Linked DNA regions of Homo sapiens: region 2 is linked to region 1. Evidence: chromatin loops called from intact Hi-C (ENCODE). Cell type or tissue: endothelial cell of umbilical vein. All regions are shown on one strand.

What was found. A loop is a pair of places that touch in the nucleus more often than their neighbours do. Peaks named below come from ENCODE experiments on the same cell type or tissue, not always from the same donor. Only the 100,000 strongest peaks of a DNase experiment are listed, where the experiment ranks them.
Region 2: a loop joins it to region 1, with 3 times the contacts of the local background. A loop is called at or near these places in 2 of 110 quality-filtered maps.

The regions. Positions count from the first base shown.
Region 1 is chr6:127,185,985-127,193,984 of GRCh38, reverse strand. All of the region lies in intron 4 of RSPO3 (R-spondin 3), which reads right to left. All of the region lies in intron 1 of LOC105377989 (a long non-coding RNA gene), which reads left to right. Among named protein-coding and RNA genes, the nearest start is that of RSPO3, 71 kb to the right of the region's middle. In endothelial cell of umbilical vein, CTCF peaks have their summits at 3,214 and 6,892 (motif pointing left); DNase peaks (open chromatin) are centred at 684 and 3,224.
Region 2 is chr6:126,657,916-126,665,915 of GRCh38, reverse strand. It overlaps LOC105377992 (a long non-coding RNA gene), which reads right to left and starts at 5,541. Exons shown (of 5, transcript XR_001743836.2): 1 at 4,630-5,541. In endothelial cell of umbilical vein, no CTCF peak of the experiment used is centred here; no DNase peak of the experiment used is centred here.

The DNA.
Region 1 (8,000 bases):
AAAAATCAGAATTCATTCAAGGGTGAAGCAAATTGTTTTGGACATACAGAGAGGAACAAACAACATTAGAGGCAACTATTATGCCTAAACTGAACTACTTATATTCTGATTACTCGATTCCATTATTCTTTTCACTTAAAAGAATTTTGCTGGGTTGATAAGATTTCTACAGAAGGGATCAGGGCCTTCTTTCCATGCTGGATTTAATGAGTACACATTTGATGTGCTGACTTGAATATAATAACCAAACAGGGAAAACTGAAGAGTAAGTTTCCCTTTCTGAATATGTAGCATAATTTAAATTTTATAAAACTGTACAAACAGAGAAAAATACTAGTTTTCATGCTATGTGCTTAGTTTTCACAAGGAGATGGCTGCAAAGGTTGGATTACATAATATTTCCATATTGAGGAGCATTTTGGAGGTGTTTGAGTTCAACTCGAAAAAATTGTCAGCAAAAACCATTCCAAAGTTCCATAAAAACTACTGACCCCAAGCAAAATGTTATTTTTATGGAAATCATCCAGAAGTTCAGTGTTTGACATTGTTCTCTTGATGACGGTCCAACATCTTACAGCTGTGATCCCAACCATAATGTTTTGGACACATAAGAAATGTATTGTTTCTTCCTTGGTCACAGATTGATTTATATGTTTTTTAGCCACTTGTGACAACATCCTCAACTGGCAGTGCATTTCTGCTTATTAGCAAACTGATATGATTATTTCTTAAGACAGGCCTAAACATTTTTGGAAGTAGATTGAAACTCGGTATTATAACTTTATGTCCAAGGAATAACTAGTCTGGGCAGTGAGTGAAAGGGAAGGCTCTAGTAAAGTAACAGGAAACTAACACATTGTACATTATTGCTGCTCAACAGAGGGCTATTGCACAACAGAAGAATGAGGTTGTTATTTTTTTACAGGCCATGTGTTAGTGGTTGGAAATGCTAACTACCCTTTGCATAAATATATTTTCTGCTTGTGTAAGAAATAAAATAGAAATACACAAGAGTGGCTGTAGTCCATTAAAAATCACGTGTAATTTGGGATAATTTTGTAAGGTTTTCATTAAAGGGGACTTCCTTTTTTATTCTGGTGACTTTTCATTGATGTGGTTAATATTTTTTTCAGGCTTTTTTGGCAATTTTGCAAACTAAGCATTCCAGTTATGACAATCTGACATATATACACACACATATATATATACACACACACGTGTGCTTTGCCATTCACTGAATATTCATGTTTGTGTGCATGTGTACACGCACGTACCTGCCTGAACTGGGTTTTGGAACATTCTAGTGATTAAAACAGCGTTCATCTCCCCTTGATGTTCTACCTATGAGGGTGTTTGGGTAGAAAACATCAAAGAGAATTTGCTATTAGCAGTCAAGTACAATCTGAGCCCTTGCAGAGAAGCACTATGGTGTAACATTTAAGTACACTGTCCTTAGGGCCAGAAAAATGCTGTTTTCAAATTCTAGGTCTGCCACCAACTAGTTGTGTGAACTCTGGCAAGTTGTTGATATTTCTCAGGATTAACTCTCTGATATATTTAAAATGTGAATAATCCTTACTTCTTGCTAAACTTCATAAGGATTAAATGAGATGCTGGTAGAGCATTTAGCATGGTGACTGGCATATGTTACTCATGGGACAAATGAAAACTAATATTATTAACCCCTTGCACAAACATGAACAAAGCCCCTACTCTGTGCCAAAAATGTGTGATAAAACCTGGGGATATAAGTTAGATATGGAGACTGCCAATAATTATAGTCACATGTTAATGCTAAAATAGAGGTGTGTACAAGGTCCTGTTGGGGGTACAGTGGGAAAGCATTGAACTCCATGAAGAGAGACTGAAAATGATTTCAGAGACTGAAAATAATTCCCCTGATGTAATGATGTTTGAGGTGAGCCTAAAAGAATGACTGAGAGTTTGCTAGGCTGATGAGGGAAGAAGTGCATGCCAGGCAGTGAACATGCACTAAGGCATGCAAGGACATGGTGAATCTGGGGCATTGAAAGTCAACTTCCTTGGTTTGATCAGAGTCTATATATAGAATATTACCCATAGAAGCTGGAAAGATATACGGGCTTCAATTGCCATGTTGGGAGTTTGTCCTGAGGACCAGTGTACTGAAAACTAGAGAAGGGCAAGTATTGAATTCAGATAGCAGGCCAGAGTTTGGATGTTTCTGTGATGAGTTTAGAAAAGGCCAATAGGCTATTCTTACATGTTGACCTTATTTCCTATTTCAGAAAATTGCTGTAAGTAATAAGATGCTGTAGAGGGAATGTAGTCAGTGGTTGGTATTTTTGAGCCTTAATTTTTGAAAGAGTAGCTAAAATCTCCATGTAGACCAAAAAGCCATATTTAAGATTTTGTTGCATAGTAGTATCACATAATTGAATTGATAATTGTTATTTTTAAGATTCTGAAATTATTTTCTGTTAGTATAAACACATACAGTCTTTTACATAAACATTTCCTATGGCCTTCTGCAGACAATGTTCCAAAACATATAAAAATACAGATTCCTAGATCCCACCCTTGGAGATTATGATTCAGTGGTTCTTATGAGGGGCCCAAGAACCTGTAGTCAACAACAAGTTCACACCCCTCCCCCCCAGTTTATTTTGATGTGCAACCACATTTAAAAGCCAAAGCTGCAGAGCAACAGAAGACCCAATTTCTTCAAATATATACTCTCAAAACTTACTTCAAATTGCATGGTTGCTCCTTTGTTTCTTTCATTTTTCCTAATGAATATCAAATACGTTTTTGACTTACTGTAGCTACTAATTTTAAGGCAAGTTTTCTTAATAGATAAATTTGGAATAGGCACCCAGATATAAATTAAATTAATTGCAGGTTATCTTTTTAAAACCTGTTCAAGTGCATATATGAACTAGAAAAAATAAACATGTAAAAAATGACAAAGAGAGTGATCCTGAATTATTCTTCCTAACTTGTATATATTTAAATTCCAAGTGAAAATGCAAACCATAGAACACGTTCAATATCCTTTAAACATAATGAGGTTATGAAAAAAAGAGTTGCTTTCCCTAGAATCACAACTGTAATTCACTTATTGAGAACCACTTAAATTATGAATAGCAGCTATTTTCTTGATGTTTGGATAAAATCTGTCTATAGGTCTTCATAAAAGCTGCTGCTTTGTGAATTTCTTGCGAAGTGTCACTAAGGGGAGCCATTGAGCTGTAAGTAGTTCACTTCCCAAGACAAACTAGGTTATAATTTTTACCCAAATGCTAAAAATGTATTCCACATTACAGACTGAGGACTAAATATCACGAATTATATGACTCAAACCAATTAAATAAGTATTACATTTTTCTTTTCTTTTTATTTGGTGTGGAATGAAATTCAACTGGAAGCCCATGGCTTTATGCCTTCTATAAAGCACTCACAGTGTGAAAAAGGGGTTGATCTTATTATTTTTGAATCTGGAATTGGACCTGATTATTATGTATAGAGAATGAAAATTCCAGCTTTTGTTCTTTTTTCTTTTTTGTTTTTTGTTTTTGAGACGGAGTTTTGCTCTTTTTGCCCATGCTGTACTGCAATGGCGCAGTCCTGGCTCACTGCAACCTCTGCCTCCCAGGTTCAAGTGATTCTCCTGCCTCAGCCTCCCGAGTAGCTGGAAGTACAGGTGCGTGCCACCGTGCCTGGCTAATTTTGTATTTTTAGTAGAGATGGGGTTTGGTTTTACCATGTCGGTCAGGCTGGTCTTGAACTCCTGATATCAGGTGATTTGCTTGCCTTGGCCTCCCAAAGTGCTGGGATTACAGGTGTGAGCCACTGTGCCCGGCCTGTTATTTTAAATTAAAATATCACTGGGAAAATTTGCAAGGAAGAGGAATTGCTATAGTATGACTTTTTTCTTTTGTGGGGGCAATTATAATGTATTGTGTAGATACATATTTACAGGCCTATATTATTATCAAGTAAATTGAGAAATGTCTTTTGTTTGTTTTAATAAAATAGAAAACTTCTTCTTGCTCTAAATTTAACCTAGGAATTTACAACAAATATAGTAAAAATATCAAAGAATGAATGTCTTTTGCTTTTTGATAAATAAGCACACAATTTCTCCACACTGAAATTTAAAGCTACCTGATTTACCTATGCGGTAGGTTACACACGAATTCTATTGCCTTTTCTATTTAATTTTCAAGATGCTTCTGATTAATTATTCAAAGAAAAATAATTTGATACATCATTACATACTCTACTAAATGCTATTAATTTGGGATATTACTTTGAGCCCACTTTTACAAAGATAGCTCTGACCATTAAAATATACTGAGATTGAAATAACATTTTATCATCAATTTCAAAGGACCAGTTTAAGAGAGGCACTCTATTTGTATCATGCTGTTTTGGGAATTTAGAAACAAGAACATAATGATTGGAAGGCACTGAGTATAAACTTTAGGAAATGAAAGCAGATAAACCCAAGCTTCTTAACATGGCCCTCAGGGTCCTTGTCCACTGTGATATGACCCCTGCTTACTTATCTACTTTGCTGGCCTCACACTTGTCTTTTTAGTCACCCCTGCACTTGTCCCACCATAATGTTTACTGATCCCATATATTGGATACATTTATCTAGAATGCAGTTTCTAGATCCCTTGCCCTAACTCAGACTTACTGTTGAATTATCTGGCCTTCAGGGAAACCTTCCTCACTCTCCTAACCTCTTCCTAGGCTGGACTATTTACATTTCTCCTCTCTGTGTTCTCAGCTCCCAATTAGGACCCTGCTGCAGATCAAGGTGAAGATGACCTGGATAGTTTGTTTTTAAAAATAGTAAGAATAATTATAACTACAATTCAACACACACTTTTATTAGGTTGGTGCAAAATAATTGTGGTTTGTGCCATTACTTTTAATATGTACCAGGCCAACTTCTAAGTAAGAGTACGGTGCCTAGAAGCTCTATTCAACCCCTGTTCTACAGATGAGGATAAGGAGGGTTCCTAACCACAGCACCCTTCTGCCTCCACATTATTTCTCAATAGAGCACAATGTGACATGCCATCCTTGTTTATGTCACTTCAGCTACTGAGGCAAGGAAAGAGCCCAGCTGTGGACTAACTGTTTAAAAGAGAGGAGTTTTATAAAAATCAAGATTTGGAGTGTACTTTCTTAATCTCTTGAAATTTGAATTTGCTGGGCAAGGAAAAGCTGCTTATCAGAAATTAACTCAGAACTTAATAGCATTTGGAATAAACTTTTTGAGTCAGCACCATTCAGCACTATCTCATTCTCTATTCTCTTTCTTTTTATTTTTGCTACAAGCCTATATTTTAGTATTTCCACTCCCCCAACATATAGAGGTATGATATATATATATATATATGTAACTTGAAAATTATACATCATTTATATCTAATTTAGAAATAATTTTCCATTAGACTACTACTGTTACATTTTTGAAGCTTTAATGAAATTATCACATATTTTCATATTTTGTTATACTTAATACTAAAAAAGAGAAAGAAAAATTATATAGCTTTAAAATTTTAAAATGCTACTTGAGGTTTGAATGCAGTCCTATTATAAATCATTTCACCTTATAGCAGACATCATAAATATCAGTAATCACAACTTTTTAGAATGTGTATTTTCATAGTCTGCTTTAAGCATAATAAACTCTCTTTTGCCTAATTAAATACCTTCCTTACAAATGGACCATTGCCAATAGGCCTTTACAAATTTTTTTCTCTGTTGTTTAAATAATTTTATTATCCACTAAAGACTCAGAATCTGAAATTTTGAATGTTGGCTCAATGTCGTGACAGAGGTTTCCATAACCCTTTCATTCAAGCTAACTCCATTCCACCTCATTGCTTCTGCTGCCTGGAACCCCAGCCTGGAATCCTTGCTTCCATTTAAAAGGGCCATTAGCTGGAGTCCAAAAGAAACTATTAAAGGCACTGGGTATTGCATACTAGGATGCCTTCCTGTTCTATGTTAAAAGAACAGTTAAAAGTGATCAGGGGAGAAAGTACCCAAAGATTTTTAAAAATATTGGCAATGTTTACGAATTTTACTCATTATAAAAGTAAAGGATATTCTGTATTTTATTGTATAATATTTTAAAAGCTAGCAGGGTATTATAATTTATATTAAATATTTTAGATTTTGCATTCTTTTGTATGGGTTTATTTCTCTTGTATCAACTGCTTTTTGGTTAAAAGTTCATTTACAATAAGTAATTTTTTCTTCAGAGCAGAAGTTGTTATCTTGACTTTGAAATCCTATCTATCACCTTAGGATAGATCATAAAACTCTTGGAAAGTAAATCAGATACATTGACTTACATGTAGACAATTTCTTGATCTAAGCATGTTTGCATAACACATTTTGAATTAGATCTTGGGTTTTAAATAATTGTATCTATTAAATAAGCATATAAATTTATTCTCATTCTTACTTGTTATCAAAGGGTATGTTGGCAAATTTCATCTATTAAGCACCGTCAAATATTATTCATTACTTTTGCCGTGAAATTCATGACTAGCTTGTTGGATGAATATTATTGTTCCCTTAAAAAAATGACCCTGAATAGGATACTTTGGTTGTTTTATATAATGTTTATGAGCTTATAATATGGGAATTTTATTACCTATCTTCAGAAATTTAGTCAGTGGGGCGTCCTAACACTAATATTTCAAAGACCATTAAAGCCTGCCTAACAACATTGTCGTGTTCTATCCCAAATTTTCAATTTGGACCTAGTCCTCTCAAAATATTAGTGACTATCTCAAAAACGAATTGATGTGTTCATCTTTTTTTTGTAACACTCGTACTCTACCCTGTCCCCATCTCACCACCATGCCCGCTGGCGCCCCCTGCTGCTTCAACCACCATCTTCCATCTCAAGCTGGAGAATATGCGTGAGTCTATGGAACTTATTAAATATTTATTTCATATTACCCTTTAAAAAGTTCTCTCAGCAATTTAAATATTTAAAAAAGTGGAACAGCCTCTTTGAAAAATTTCTGTTATACACACATTGCCAGACTGAAAGTACATAAATAGTATTACCTAGAAGTCTTCCTATAAAATTATTTTAAATCAGAATACACAATTATAATTCAGACCATCTATCCAGTGATTCCTTTAAGACATCTGGAAAAATTATTTCTTTAGTACTTGACTATCATTAATTTTTAAACAACTTTTCACATTATTTGCGATAAATTAGTTTGCCTAACGTGCCAATTTAAAATTTAAATGTAACAATGTTATTTAATATATCTATAATCAATGACTAAGTTTAAAGTACTGCCTATGGTACAGATTGCTTTAAAAATATGAATTTTCAAAATAATTTTTTCCCAGTAAATTTTTATTTTCTTGCTGTAGATCTTTTTGAGTTGACTCTCATGTTTCCCCAGCCCCAATAACACATATTCCAGTAACACAGTAAAGAACACTTAAATGTGTTGACTTATCTAATTCATTTGCTTCAGAAAATCAGGAACCACAGCTGTATTATCCATCTTTCATTCTCAAAATTAATGGTTTCTATTTCTATTTTCTCTTTACATATTCCTCTCATGACTGAGCATAGTGAAAGTTAGCTTTTATGTAGAGTTTAAAATAAAACTTGTATTTGAATTTTCCCTATTTTTCTTTAGTTAAATGTGTAGGCCCACAGCTCATTCATTTGTGCTTAAAATACATGTTCTGGAATCAGTATATGATAAATATTCACCAAATGCCTTTTATTTTTTCTAAGAATCACTAAGGCAAGATCACTGTCTTCATCTTTGATGGAATATAACTTTCCAATTAACAGAAAAGTCCTTCATTTCAAAAGGCTGAGCAGAATGCTACTTGAAAATTTATTCCAGCTGGTTAAATTAAAGAATTGAACGAATTCCAAAGAAAGAATATTCTCTGGGCATTTATCATTTGATTTTTATTTGGATAAATTTCCATTTGTTCTAAGAGCT
Region 2 (8,000 bases), 530 kb after region 1:
TGCCTTTAGTTCGCTGCAGTCCCCAGATTAAAGAAAGGACTGTGAACATATTGTATACATCTAACTATTTCTGGGAACGTGTGAGTAGAGACAAAGCTATGAATTTTTAAAATAAAATCATGATGCAAATCTATGGAAGGAAGACAAGAAAGTGCATTCCTAATGCTTAGCAAATCAAAATGCAAGACTTCCTAAGATATTTTGGGCTTAATTCCTTACCACAAGTTAGGAACTGTATGAAAAATACTTCACATGTTTTCTATAGCAGAGATGAAGCTGTAGTGGCAATGTTAATGTTTCATGAATTTGGTGGGCTTCCATGGCTCAACTTTAACAGATCTTTGCCTAACAGAAAAGCCCGAAGTCCCATCTCATTGATCCAATAAGTTCCAGGCATCTGATACTGTCAGTAATTTCTTGCTTGTTAGCACTGGAAACAATTTTTTACTGGGCCTTTCTTACAACTAGGTGTGATGAGCTGCCTCTGTTCAGACCAAAAGTTTGCAAGGAGAAAAACTGAACAACTACTAGTGAATGTCCTTAGTTTAATCCCCCAAATGTAAATAACATACCCTAGTCTATGAATACTGCCCCAAAATTCAACACTACTGTTTTCCAGTGAGCCTTAATGGTAAACTATTCCAATATGAGTGCTGCCTCTGATTGCTCACTTTTATCTGTCACAACACACTTTATGATTGCCTTTTTAGAGGCCTAAAAGATAGTGAGTCACCAAAACTACACACCTACTGGGTGGATCTGAATTAATATTTACTTCAATTATCTGGGAGCATGGCTTCCATATTACAATCAAAGACTTGAACATAATAGCCTGGGAAAATTCTTCAACATGTGAAAAGAAAAATAGAAACTTAAAAAATATAATTTAAGGCTTCTTTGGGGAATAAAATTTGAACTGAAGTCTAGTCAGACTCCATAGCACCAAGTGAAAGTTTTCTTATTTTAGTAATATTCAACTTGGAAAAATTAACATGATTTTCCAGGGCTTTTTAAGATATTTAAACAGTAATAGTTTATGACATAGTATAAATATAGAGATAACTAAATAATAGTTTCAGTCTAATTTTGCTGGCAGTTTCTTCCGAAATTTCAAAGTGTTCTTAGAGAAACCCACATTATGTTTTCCTTTTACAATATCTAAGGATTAAATATATACTGATGGTTCTGTTTATTAAGATTTTAAATTGTTGTCTTTAATATAATTTCTATAAATATCTGACTTCATACTTCTATTTGCATAAAATTGGACCTGGTTTTATTCTTATTTTTTCCCTTATTTTTTCATGAATCTGGAAATTATGCAACTGCCTTGTCCCAGGCAGCAAATCCATTTGCCCTCTGGTAAAGACTGTGGCACTGCATATGGGACTACTGAGCTAGCCTCTGTGTCTCCTGATACTATTCATCATAGAGTTTTGTGCCAGTTTTAGTCTCCTAGGCCTTTTCAGTTTACATTCCTTATTCAAAGAGATGCCAAGAAACCAGCAAGAAAGCATTTATTAAATTGGACAGGGAGACATTACAGAAATGAAGGCGCTGGATAGATGAGTATTTATCTTTACTAGGCCCCAGCAGCAAGGATTATTCAGATGGCCAGTTATTGCTTGGTTCAGTGTTCACCCTACTTTCTTCTGCCTTTAGTTCGCTGCAGCCCCCAGATTAAAGAAAGAACTGTGAACATATTATACACATCTAACCATTTCTGGGAACACGTGAGTAGAGACAAAGCTATGAATTTTTAAAATAGAATCATAATACAAACCTATGGAAGGAAGACAAGAAAGTGTATTCCTAATGCTCAGCAAATCAAAATCCAAGACTTCCTAAGACATTTTGGGCTTAATTCCTTACCACAAGTTTAGGAACTGTATGAAAAATACTTTACATGTTTTCTATAGCAGAGATGAAGCTGTAGTGGCAATGTTAATGTTTCATGGATTTGGTGGGCTTCCATGGCTCAACTTTAGCAGGTCTTTGCCTAACAGAAAAGCCGGAAGTCCCATCTCATTGATCCAGTAAGTTCCAGGCATCTGATGCTGTCAGTAATTTCTTGCTTGTTAGCACCGAAAACAAAGTCGTATTTTGTAAAATTAGAAATTACAAATCTGCATATCTTCAGCATCACTTTTAGCCACAGATATACAAAGACGCCTGCATTCGGAAAGCAAATACTTCCTGGCCTTTGGGAAGTGCTTTGACATAATTTCTCCCTTTTCAGTCCAAGCACATTTGCTGTCAGGAAAGCTAAGGTTAAGCAGTTCTGACAAGTAAATATATGGAGTCAGGTAAAGAATGCTGCTTTCTATCCTTTGACTTCTGATATATCTCCTCGGGCCACTAGGGAGAGATGTTTGATTTTTAAAAATGCTTTGGTTGGTAATTTTGAGATTTCTTTGCAATGTTTACTCTCAATCTCATTGCTGTAGTCACGTAATTTGCAAACCTTGTATACTTTGGCTTCAGGAAACTTGAGAGAAAATATCTTTAATTGGTACTGGCAGAAATTTCTAGCATGAGATTTCTCTAGTGTCAAAATTAAGTATTTTCCAGGAACTCACAACTAGATTGAAAGCTCATGGAAGACAAGGACTGAATCTAATATAATCTTGTGTTGTCCAAAATGCTTATTATGTGCCTAGGTTCATTAGTTACCCATGAAATATGAGTCATATAAGAGGAAATTTATTGTTATCAGATTATAACCAGAGCTTTTTTTTGGCAAAAAAAGGCAAAAAATGCATCTTATGTTGTTTATTACTTGAACATTCCAACTCAGAATTAGTTCATCAATTAATTTTCCATTCATTCAATAAAAATGCATGGACTTCCTCTGATGTAAAAACTAAACTAAACAAACAAAACTAAATTTAAAGTGTATTAATTTAGGGAAGTGCAGTTTAAAGAAGTATAAGATACAGCCTCACTCCACAGACTTTTAAATTCTGTTAAAAGATGATTATTTGGGAAAAATAGAAATCAGACAAATACCTGAAGAAGTGCCTTGGGTTCTATAAAACATTCTACTGGAAAAGATAAATGACAGAATACACACAAATCTCCTACATCTAGATGATATAGGAATATAAAAGCATATCAATGGCAGAATGTAAAAGATTGGATTTAGAACCAAATTCCAATTGGAGTTGATTAGTTCTGTTTTGGGCCTGATTTAGATGACATCATTTCATGTGTAGAAGTAGGGGTCAGTTTTGACTTACACCCAGATCTACAGTAGTTAAAACCTAAGAAAAGAAAGACTAGATGTGTATAACTAGGAAAATGGCTCCTCATGGAAGACAGAGATGCTGTGGTTAAGTTTTTAGTAGGTAAACACCTTCATTTGTCTGAGGCTTGTGAGCTCCACTGACTCTACCCCACACATTGCTCCTGAAGATGACACATGTTCATGCACATCCTCAGAATACTGGAGACCAGAAGCAAGGAAAACTAGCTCTTTTTTCAAGGTTGTTGAACCCTGAGTTTAAGAATCTTTGGGTCAAGTAGCTAATTAATATCATCGGACCCAATTGTGAGGAAAAAGATATTGATTATAAAAAATAATAATTGGCTCCTTTCCCCTTCTTTCTTTTAGTGACTTTTATCTCATTCATAGTCCAATTGTTGCAGGCAGATAGGAAAAGCAGCCCTTTGTGAATGGGAAGGTAAAATATGATATGATATCGATGCATATAGGTTCAGATAAAGTAAAAGGTGGACAGAGAGAAGCATGCAAGTACAGAAACTTCTGTGTCTCCCAGCACACAGATCACTAATTCACTGCGAGAACACGATCAGCAATAGTGAGGATTCCCAGAAGAAATCACTTTCATTCCCACCATTCTTAATCCTTTTTTTAACCCCTCTATGAAAATACCCCAATCTACATTCCAAGATGCAAAATATTAGTATATTCATCAAAAATCCCCTCTTGCTTCATGCCATCACTCTGAGGATGGGAAAGTGAGCTCAGGGAAATGCTTATGAAATTCTTTGGAATGCAGCTAAATATAGGAAAACATGAGTTAACACTGCCCCATGTAAGTAGTAACTCACTGGGGAAAAAGAATGGTGTCTGAAACCACAGAGTATTTGATGATTCCTAAATTTGTCATTGAAATCATGAGATCCCAGGCCCTGACTTTTTGTAGGATCCCTATTATGAACATGAGGGTTAAAAATCTTTAATTTCCTCAAGTTACCAGGCAAGATTTTCCCTAAACTAGATGTAGTTTAATTAAATACTCATTTTTCAGAACCTTAAGTTAATGTCAGACACATATAGCAAGATAATATATAACACCACCAGAACTGGTGAAAAGAAAGAAACTTTTTGAAAAATATGTACTCTGCTAGGTATAAGATTTTTCATCTCCTTCCTCTTTCCTTTCTATAATCCATTATCATATAAAGTACCATAATGTGTGTGTGTGTGTATGTTTGTTTAACAAGGAAAACAAAAAAGTTCTCCTTATATTTTCACATTTAGATAAAAGTCTGCCTTCATGAGGGATGTTTTCTCTATTTCATATATATAAACAACCTGCATATTTCATTTCCTCAAAGAATTAAAATATTCATAAGAGTAGGTACTAAGTCAGTTCTACTTACTCTTCTGCACCCTGCATTGCATGTATATTGTGGCCATATGGTAACTAATTATGTAGTATATACGAGATCTAGAAGAGAAGGAGCTCATTTCAAAGCAGTTGGTGAGAGATAGAAGCACCCTATCAATGCTATAGAAGACGTCATAGAAGAAAGGAGAGCAGGCAGATCAGCCTGAAGAAGTGATTGTTAGACCACAGTAAAAGAGGGCATAGAAAACAGCAGTCAGAAAATAAGGAAAAAACAAAAAGGGCAGGGAATTTTATTTATAACTAAGAGAGAGGTTGTCATGGAGAATTTAGGTTTGGATTTATATGAAAGAGGGTTGGGCCTTCTGACTCCAGAGTGGATAAAATAAGGTCTGGAGGTGGAAGTAGATTGATGACTGAAAAACAGGCTTTGTGTTGGACAGCAGTGAAAAGAAGATTGATTAAGTAAAGAGACACCAGATAATGGATCATCATAATGCTAGGCTGAGCAGATTTAACTTGATATTACAAGAAATAGGAAATAATTGGCATAGCATATAGGAAGTGTGTTTTTTTTAAAGCATGTACTTTATAGATATACAGACTGATCAGCAACCAGTTCTGATATTTTTGGCTATCTTACCTGATTCTGGACAATTTCTTGAATTCCTCTGATGTTCAATTTTTTTCTTCCGTAAATAATATAATATCTGTACTGTAGTGTTGTAGGTATTAAATATGCTTACTTATGCAAATTGCCTGGTTTATTTTAACAAGTGCACAATGACTATTAGTTCATTCTTTCTTCCATTTGCATGTTGTTTTGGAAAGTGGAACATTAGCACAATTGACTAAATAGTCAATGAGGAATGTTAGAGATTAAGTTGAGTAATAAATTTAAAATAAATTTAGAAATATTCAGTAAATAAAAATGCAGAGAATGTAATTATTTTAATATGCTCATTGATTAATGAGCATTATTAATAATTTACCATTGTCTCTAAGACAGAACTTGATTGTAAATAACACAAGATAGCTCCTGTTCATTTCAACCTTAACAGTTCATTTATATGAATGCTGTTAACTGATCAGTATCCTTGCTTGTTTAGAAAAAAAATGACAATATTTGGATTCACAAATATTTTGAGTGCCATAAATTATCCTTTTCAATGACCCTTTTTGCACTCTTTTGAGTCCTAACAAATTTAGTCAAGAGAACTATTCCTCCTTTTAGCACAAACATTTCACCATTAAGAAGGTGACCTACTTTTAATAAATTTCAAAGTTATTGTTGGCTCTAAATTCTCTCTCTGAAACTGAATGAGTATTTGTCTGCATGCAAGTTCTGAAACCTAATATAGATTATAAAGTGGTCCAAATCTTTTAGCAATTCCTTTTGTACATCAAAATGGTGTCAAGAGTACTCAAAATATATTTCTAAACTTTTACGCTACCTTGTCATAACATAACCTTCTATTGTTATAATTTCATTTAGCTAGGAATGGAAATGATAGCAGAATTTAATTAATAAGAAATTGGATGGGCCATCTATATTACATGTAAGAACACTATTGTCAACAACTCCCATATTTTAGAAACCTCAGAGCACTGTGGAAAAGTAAACAAACAAGCAGGTTAATTCCACTAAATTAGAATCTTTTCTGGCATCGACTCAAATGAATTTACAATGAATATCTTTGTAAGAAAGTCCTGATTTTCAATTTATCTTTCAGTGGTGAATTAGTCTGTATTGTCTCTTGTTTTAAAAGAGTTGTTTGCATGTTGAAAGATAAATATTTAAATTTGGCACTGATGTCCTTTACAAACCCTTTGTTGGAGAATCTGATATAAACCTTCACTAAATGGTTATTGAAATACCTCTGGTCATCTCAATGCCCAGTTATCTGAATTAATCTGTGGAGTGTACATGACATAAGCTGACATAACCATATTCTTTCCACTACTTTATGGATGTAGTACACAGAAATTACATTAAGTTACTAGTGGGTGCCAGGCATAGAAGGTTATAGACCCATAAAAATCAAGACTCATGTGACCTCAGAGGAAGAGTGATCAAGATATGAGTGTCCTCAGTTCTTGAACAACATAACAATCCCTCATTACAGAAACTGTATAGACCTAGCTCCATTTTCTTCCATTTGAATTGCATGATGTTTCCTGGTTTTATTTTACAATAAATCCCATTTACTAAATGTAGTTTGAGAAGTCCTTTTTTTAGTCATATGACACCTGAGTTACATAAAGGTATTGAGTGTCACACAGATCTTCCATTTTTAATATCCTATAGTATGTTGCAGAATAAGTAAGGAGAATAGTAGGATCAAAATTTTATATAAAGTTATATGCATTGTTCCTAATCATCTCTGCCCATCTCTCTTATCTCCTTACCACCTGTCTTCTTCCTACACATAGACACACATACATATAGACACACACCATGGTTCTTGGAAATTCCCAGGGATATAAATTTGAAACAAGGTAGTATTGTTGTAAGGGTCATCAAAAAGTCAATACATATTAGGTCACTGTCATTCTCAACAAGATAAACACTGGAATCTTGAGAGAAATTGTAGGGATCATCAATCAATTTATTATATTCTAAAAAATACATGAAACTCCAATGTGCATTAAAATTTAGGAAGAACCTAGAAATCTTATGACTAGGTTAGTTCTAATCCCCAGAATGTCTCTAACCCATGCTCCAGCCTAGAAAATTAAGTGTATTGTGTGAGAGAAGCAAAGTAAGTAAAAGCTGTAAATCTCATAAGAATGGAAAAATGTCTACTTTAATTAACGGTTGTATACCCTGCACTGTGCACAGAACCTGTGACATGATTAGTTCTTCTTAAGTGTTTGTTGAGAAGTTAACTGAATGAGTGAATGGATGATTGGAAAAATTAGAAGTCAATTTTTTAATCTAAAATCAGTAAATTAAAGAAAAATTTATTGAGACTCCATAAAATAATAAGCAAGGCATACAACCTCCAGCCTCACATATTGCATATTATGAAGCACTCATAGACTAACATATTCTATATCATTAATTATGGCTACTCTAAAATCTTCCAGAGGTCTGGAGTTCCTAGTCTTCATCTTTTATCTCCAAACATGACTTAAACTATTAGAAGAATGTGTATCTTTCACCCATTTGGGAAGGAGGGCTTTGTTACTATATTAAAATCATAATCACAAGAAGTCTAGTGGTTACTGGAAACTATTGTGATTGCCTTCTAATAGGAACATTTCCAAACTTCTCCCTTAATGTGGTTGCAATTTTGAATACTTGATGTGAGAAAGTCAGTGTGGTAAAAGATACAAAATACTTAAATTTCTCTACTACAACAAAGACCTGGAGGAAAAGTCTTGAGTTGTGCAAACAATTCA